Regions from separate parts of the Homo sapiens genome. Here region 1 is linked to region 2. The links are chromatin loops, found by intact Hi-C in ENCODE. Cell type or tissue: right lobe of liver. All regions are shown on one strand. Links, peaks and the distances in the headings refer to the core of each region. The heading gives the core; the rest is flanking DNA.

Evidence for each region. A loop is a pair of places that touch in the nucleus more often than their neighbours do. Peaks named below come from ENCODE experiments on the same cell type or tissue, not always from the same donor. Only the 100,000 strongest peaks of a DNase experiment are listed, where the experiment ranks them.
Region 1: a loop joins it to region 2, with 2.2 times the contacts of the local background. A loop is called at or near these places in 5 of 110 quality-filtered maps.

Annotation. Positions count from the first base shown.
Region 1 is chr9:134,174,275-134,177,167 of GRCh38, forward strand. No RefSeq gene overlaps it. Among named protein-coding and RNA genes, the nearest start is that of RNU6ATAC, 11 kb to the left of the region's middle. In right lobe of liver, for the core only: CTCF peaks have their summits at 1,733 and 1,937; DNase peaks (open chromatin) are centred at 1,154 and 1,807; H3K4me3 peaks cover 538 bases.
Region 2 is chr9:134,258,054-134,260,946 of GRCh38, forward strand. No RefSeq gene overlaps it. Among named protein-coding and RNA genes, the nearest start is that of LINC02247, 36 kb to the right of the region's middle. In right lobe of liver, for the core only: no CTCF peak of the experiment used is centred there; DNase peaks (open chromatin) are centred at 525, 988 and 1,298; H3K27ac peaks cover 2,500 bases.

The DNA.
Region 1 (2,893 bases), core at 226-2,725, 84 kb before region 2:
AGCAGAAGTTCAGAGAGGACCTCCAGCTAGTAGGGAAGAGAGAAGGAATTTGCAGGCAGCTCTGTGTAACTGCAGAGCCCAGGCTAGCCCCTGCCGTCTATCAGAGAAGCGGAGTGGTGACTGATGTCTGCTGGGAGCCACAGCTCCCTCATCCCCATTGCTGCAGATGTTTGGGAAATTCTGCTCGCAGCTCTCCCTGGGGGCCCACATGCACAGTGGCTAAAAACTCTGAGAAGTCCTGCATGGAAGAAATCTGCAGCCCCTTGCCCACCCAGTGCTTCCCAAACTTCCGCCACCACAGAGCGGCACCCATAACCCTCCACCCCTGGTCTAGGGCTCCGCAGACACACATTTTGAAAAGCGCTGCCCTTTAGAGAGCTGGGGGCAGGACGTGAGCTGATGGGAGTGGGAGGCGAACTCATGTCTCTCCTCTGCCTGCAGGGTCCATCCCAGGCAGGAGTGGATGGTCCCTGGGGGTCAGATGTGGCGCTGGGCTGCTGTGAGGGGCTGCAGTCAGGCTGTCCAGATGCCGGGGACCCCAGGGCCACCCTTTCCCTTCTCTGCCCCTGTTTTCTCCTCTGTAAATGGCAGGAGAAGCTGTGCCTGCTTGGTAGGGCTGTTGGGGGATGCCAGCACCTGGCGCAGGGAGACCCTTGACCATTGGCAGCTGTTGGGGCCCTGCAGGCGGGGGCTCAGGCTTGCTGGTCTGAGAGGTCTGAGTAGGGCGGGATCCTTACGGGAGGCAGGCCTTGTTGCTGCGGGGGTGTCCTGCCCTGCGCTAGGCCTGGTGAGAAGAGGTCCCCAACAGGCACGTGGCCTGGCCCTGTTGGAGCTTCGGGCTGGTTGGGTGGAAGAACCAGCTCTAAGCAGATGATTTCTGGATTTGAGCCATTCAGGTTCTGGGAGCTGGGGAAACTCATTTAGGGGTGGGCAGAGCTCGTTCCTGAGGAAACAGCGTGGAGGACGAGTTGGAGTTTGCCAGGGAAGAGGGGAAGGAGAGGGCTCTGGTAAGAAGAGACAGCTCTGCAAAGGCCCTGAGGCTGGGAAGAGCAGCCGCTCCCCAAGGACAGCTAGGCGGGGGCGGGGCCCAGGCGGGGGCGGGGCCCAGGCGGGGGCGGAGCCAGGGAGGAGGAAGGTGATGGGGTCAGATTCCACAGGACCCAGCTTCCTCCCTTCCCTGAGAGGTGGTTTGGGCAGAGGTGGGCAGCATGGAGGCGGTGGCCCAGGGAGTCCCTGTGGTTGCCCGGGTGGAGTGCGGGGCTGGCCTGCCCCGGTGGGGACATACGCGCTCCAGGCACCCAGCAGCCCTCACCCAGCCCATCCGTCTTGCCCCGGGCCCCCGGGTGCTGCCGTCTGGAGGGTGCTCTGTCTGGGCCTTGCCCTGGGGAGGTGGCCAGCCCAGATCCTCTACAAACAGCTCGCCCCTCCCAGCTGCCCCCATCCCCTGATGGCCCCCACTGTGGGAGATGCTGCTTTGGAGAGGGGCAGGAAGTGTCGCTGTGTTGGAAATCTGGGGGCGTGGGTCTGGAGGTGCACGCTCGATGCCCCTGCCCACACGGGGTCTGTCACGGTGCCGGGTTCTGAGGGGCTGGGGGGGCCCAGGGTGGGCTGAAGGACCCAGCGCAGTGGGTGACAGAGCAGGAGGTGCTCCCAGAGCTGTCCTTGGTGAGGGAGGTGTGGCGGTCACTGGTGGGGGCTTCTGTTGGTCCCTCCTGCTGTGAGGGGCGCTGCGTCCACTTGGGGGCAGCTCTGTCCCGGCTCCCACCTGGAGGCAGGGGAAGCACTTTGCCCAAGATCATGGGAGGGTCGGGTTGGGTGTCATCTTTCAGGCCACAGGCCCTGGCCCCAACGTCCCGGGGAACAGTGAGGACACTGCCCAGAGCGCCTGGACCCTGACCCAGGGACCCTGGCCTTGCCCCGTGGCCCTGGCAGCCTCTGCTATTTCTGGTCCTGCTGAGCTGGGGCTGCTCATGGCCGCCGCTCCCTGCAGGCGCCGCACGCGGTTGCTGGCCGCAGAGGGGACCCCTGCATATGCTCCAGAAGTGCAGGGTGACCAAGCACCTCCTGTCAGCTGGCCTCGGGCTAGACGCTGGGGGTGCAGTGCGAACCCTAAATAAAGGCAGGAAGGGCCCTGGCGCTGCCCCATGGAGCTCTGAATCCAGTGTGGTCGGCACACAGCGGTGTCGGGGACACAGACACGGAGGTCCCGCTAACTAAGGCTGGGTCCCGCTTGGTCCCTGGGAAGCAAGGACAGCTCTCTCTGTGGGTGTCCAGCGGCTGCTGTGACGAATGAGCACATGCTGGGAGGCTTCCGACAACAGAGAATGATTCTCTCCTAGTGCTGGGGGCTGAAGAATCGGGGTGTCTCAGGGCTTGGCCCCCTCAGAGGCTCCAGGGGAGGGTTCTGCCTGCTGCTTCCAGCTTCTAGAGGCTCCAGGGGTTCCCTAGCTTGTGGCCACATGGTTCCCATCTCTACCTCTATCTTCACACAAGCCTCCACTTCCCCCATGTCGCTCCACTACTGCCTATGTCTCTCCTCTGCCCGGTGTCTCCTCTCCCTCCTGTGTCTCTCCTCCTCCCCCCGTGTCTCTCCTCCCATGTCTCTCCTCCTCCCCCATGTCTCTCCTTCCCCTCCATGTCTCTCCTCTCCCCACCGTGTCTTTCCTCCTCCCCCATGTCTCTCCCCCCGTCTCTCCTCCTCCCCCCATGTCTCTCCTCCCCCATGTCTCTCCCCGTCTCTCCTCCTCCCCCCATGTCTCTCCTCCCCCATGTCTCTCCCCGTCTCTCCTCCTCCCCCTGTGTCTCTCCTCCCATGTCTCTCCCCCCGTGTCCCTCCCCCCATGTCCCTCCTCTCCCCCTGTCTCTCCTCTTCCCCCCGTGTCTCTCCTCCTCC
Region 2 (2,893 bases), core at 201-2,700:
GAGTGGGCCGCAGGGCACAGGCTGCAGCCCCCCTCATTCCCCACTAGATCCTTGGAACCAGCTTGGTGGCCACGAGTACCAGGTGCTGGGTTAACCATTGTCCCTCCTCCCCCAGGACAATGAATGAATGGCATTAGGACCTGGGTCATCCCTTGGAGGCAGGAGGAATCATGGGGTGAGGGAACGAGGCAGAGCCCACTGGGGTGCTGCTGGGGTGGGGACTGGGAGAGAAATGAGAGCTGGGTCCAGGGTCCCAGGTAGGTCTGAGGCTGCCTGGGGCTCCTGTTGGACAGGTAAGTGTGGGTGTGCTTGGTGGCCACACCCAGACCGAGCTGCACCATGCCCAGGTCTGGGCTGCAGGTGTCAGGGGCTGTGAGCTCTGATTCCTTCTGGAAATACGGCTCAGGGGGCACGGGGTGCACTCTCTGGCCATTTTGCTGTCCAAGCGTCCTCCCCGCTGCCCCATTGCTAGGGCTCGCAATGCCCATTCCACAGCCATCTGGGCAGATGGCAGAGCGGGATGGGCCGTGGGCCAGCTGCTCCTGGCATGGCCGGGCCGAGGGGAGGCTTGCCCTCTAGGGCACTGTGTTTGTCCTTCTACCACAAACCACATCTGTTTCTCTCAGTGAGAACCACTAGTGAGCCCCTGAGCCCCCAGCCCCCTGACACTATGGTGGTCAGAGGGACTGGCCTAGGTCTTGGTTTTCTCAGAAGTTTCTGGAAGGCCAGTGGCTGTCGGAGAAAAGATTCAAAGCAAAAACACTGAAGAGTTGAACCAGTTCTCTCCCTGAAGTTGTTTGGACGACAGCCTGGGTTGGGTGCTCTGGGTGAGATGGGGCTGGGGGTGCAGCAGAGAGCAGGGCACCCCACCTCCCCTGGCCCCCCGATCCCCAAGCCCCAGGCCCCCATGCCTCGGGGCTCCCTGTCCACATACTAGAGGACTGAGCAGGCAGGAAGCTGGCATGCAGCCCTGGCACTGCTTCTGATGGGTGCCCGTGTGGTGCCAGCCCTTGTCTCTGGGCCCTGGTGTTCCTGCTGTGGGATGGGGGATGGGGGCCATGGTCCCTGGGCAGGGGGCAGCCCTGGGGAGGGCCTCTCCTTCAAGACCTGGTGCCCACTCTGGCCCTGGCTGCATCTGGCCAGTGCTCGCTGCAGGCCCAGGCCCCTGGCCCTCATCCCCCACCCCTGCCCCTGGCTTCTCCCAGTGGGGGCCGCCCCTTGCCCCTTGCCCCGCTAGCCCTCTGGGCTGTGTTTACCCACTGTCCATCTGCCCCAATGTGGGCAAACAGACTGAGGCCAGGCCCGAGACAGGGGAGATAAGGCCCGGCTGATGGGACCAAAGGTGAAGGGGTCACCTCGCTCCCCTCCTGTCAGTTTATTTACTGTCCTCAAACTGTCACCTGCCCTTCTGGGAACACAATGGCCAAAACCATGAGGGTGTTTCCAAGGGCCCCAAGTCTCGGCTCCAGGAACCCTGTGGGCTGCTGAGCTGCTGAGGAGATGCCCAAGGAGAACAGCAGGAGGGAAGGGGCTCCCCACTCACTTTGACCTGCACACTAACGCCAGGCATGGCCCTGGGCACACTGCTTACCTCCCACTGAGGCGGGTCTCAAGACAAATTCGAATTGTCAGCGTCTCCATTTTTCAGATGAAAAAACTGACACTCAGAGAGGCTGAGCCGCCCATCCTGGGGCGCAGGTGCAGTAAAGTGTTAGGGTCAGGATTTTAATTCCCATCATTCTGATTCTGGAATCCAAGCTGGTCAGGACAGCACCATTCTGCCTCCAAGTCTAGAAAAGACAGAGCAAGGACAGCAGCCAGCAGGGGTGGGCGAGGCGGGGCAGCCCTCGGGGCCGGTCTTACACACTGGCAGGCCCAGGCAGCGGGCAACAGCTCCGCCAGGCCCAGCAAAGACCCCACTGAGCGCCGCGCCTATCACACAGACACAGAGCAGGACAGAACTTCCATTAAACACAGGAAACACACCTTGAACACCCCCAAGAGCGAAGGCCATCACTTCTTGGCCGTCTGGGCTCGTCCTGGGCTTTGGGACTGAGACTCGGTCTATCCTCTTCCTGGTATTTTCCATACTTTCTGCTTCACCCTCTTCCCAGGGTCCCAATCAACAGAGGCAGAAACTGCTGAAACCGCTGTGCCAGGGTCTGCCCATCCGGGGCCTGCCCAGGGTGGCTGCAGAGACAGAGATGAGTAACTGCCAGCCGTGGGGACAGACCCGGGGCATGGGGCCCTTCCTTTGAGTGATGCTGATCAGCCACGGTTGACAGGAAGCCCACACCTGGAAGAAGTTTCTGGAGTGCTGGGAGGATAAGCAGGGGTCTGTCCTGTGACCCCCAGCGATACTTCGAGGTTAAGAAACCTCAGCCTCGACCGGGCACGGTGGCTCACGCCTGTAATCCCAGCGCTTTGGGAGGGTGAGATGGGCGGGTCACCTGATGCCAGAAGTTCGAGTCCAGCCTGACTGACATGGTGGGAACCTGTCTCTGCTAAAAATACAAAAAAAATCAGCCGGGCGTGGTGGCGGGCGCTTGTCATCCCAGCTGCTTGGGAGGCTGAGAATCGCTTGAACCCGGGAGGCAGAGGTTGCAGCGAGCTGAGATTGTGCCACTGCACTCCAGCCTGGGAGACAAGAGCGAAACTCCGTCTCAAACAAAACAAAACAAAACAAAACAAAACAAAAAAAAAGCAGCCCTGGTCTCTGCCCTCCGTGCTGGTGAGGGCGCTGGGGGCCATTCCCATCACACACATTCCCACCCGCCTCCCACTGCCTGCTTGCTCGGAGCCTAGAACCAGCCCCTGCTAGGGACAGACCCTGCCCCAGAGCAGCTCATACTTCATGGCACAACCCCCTGTTCCGGGAGCCTCGATGGAGCTC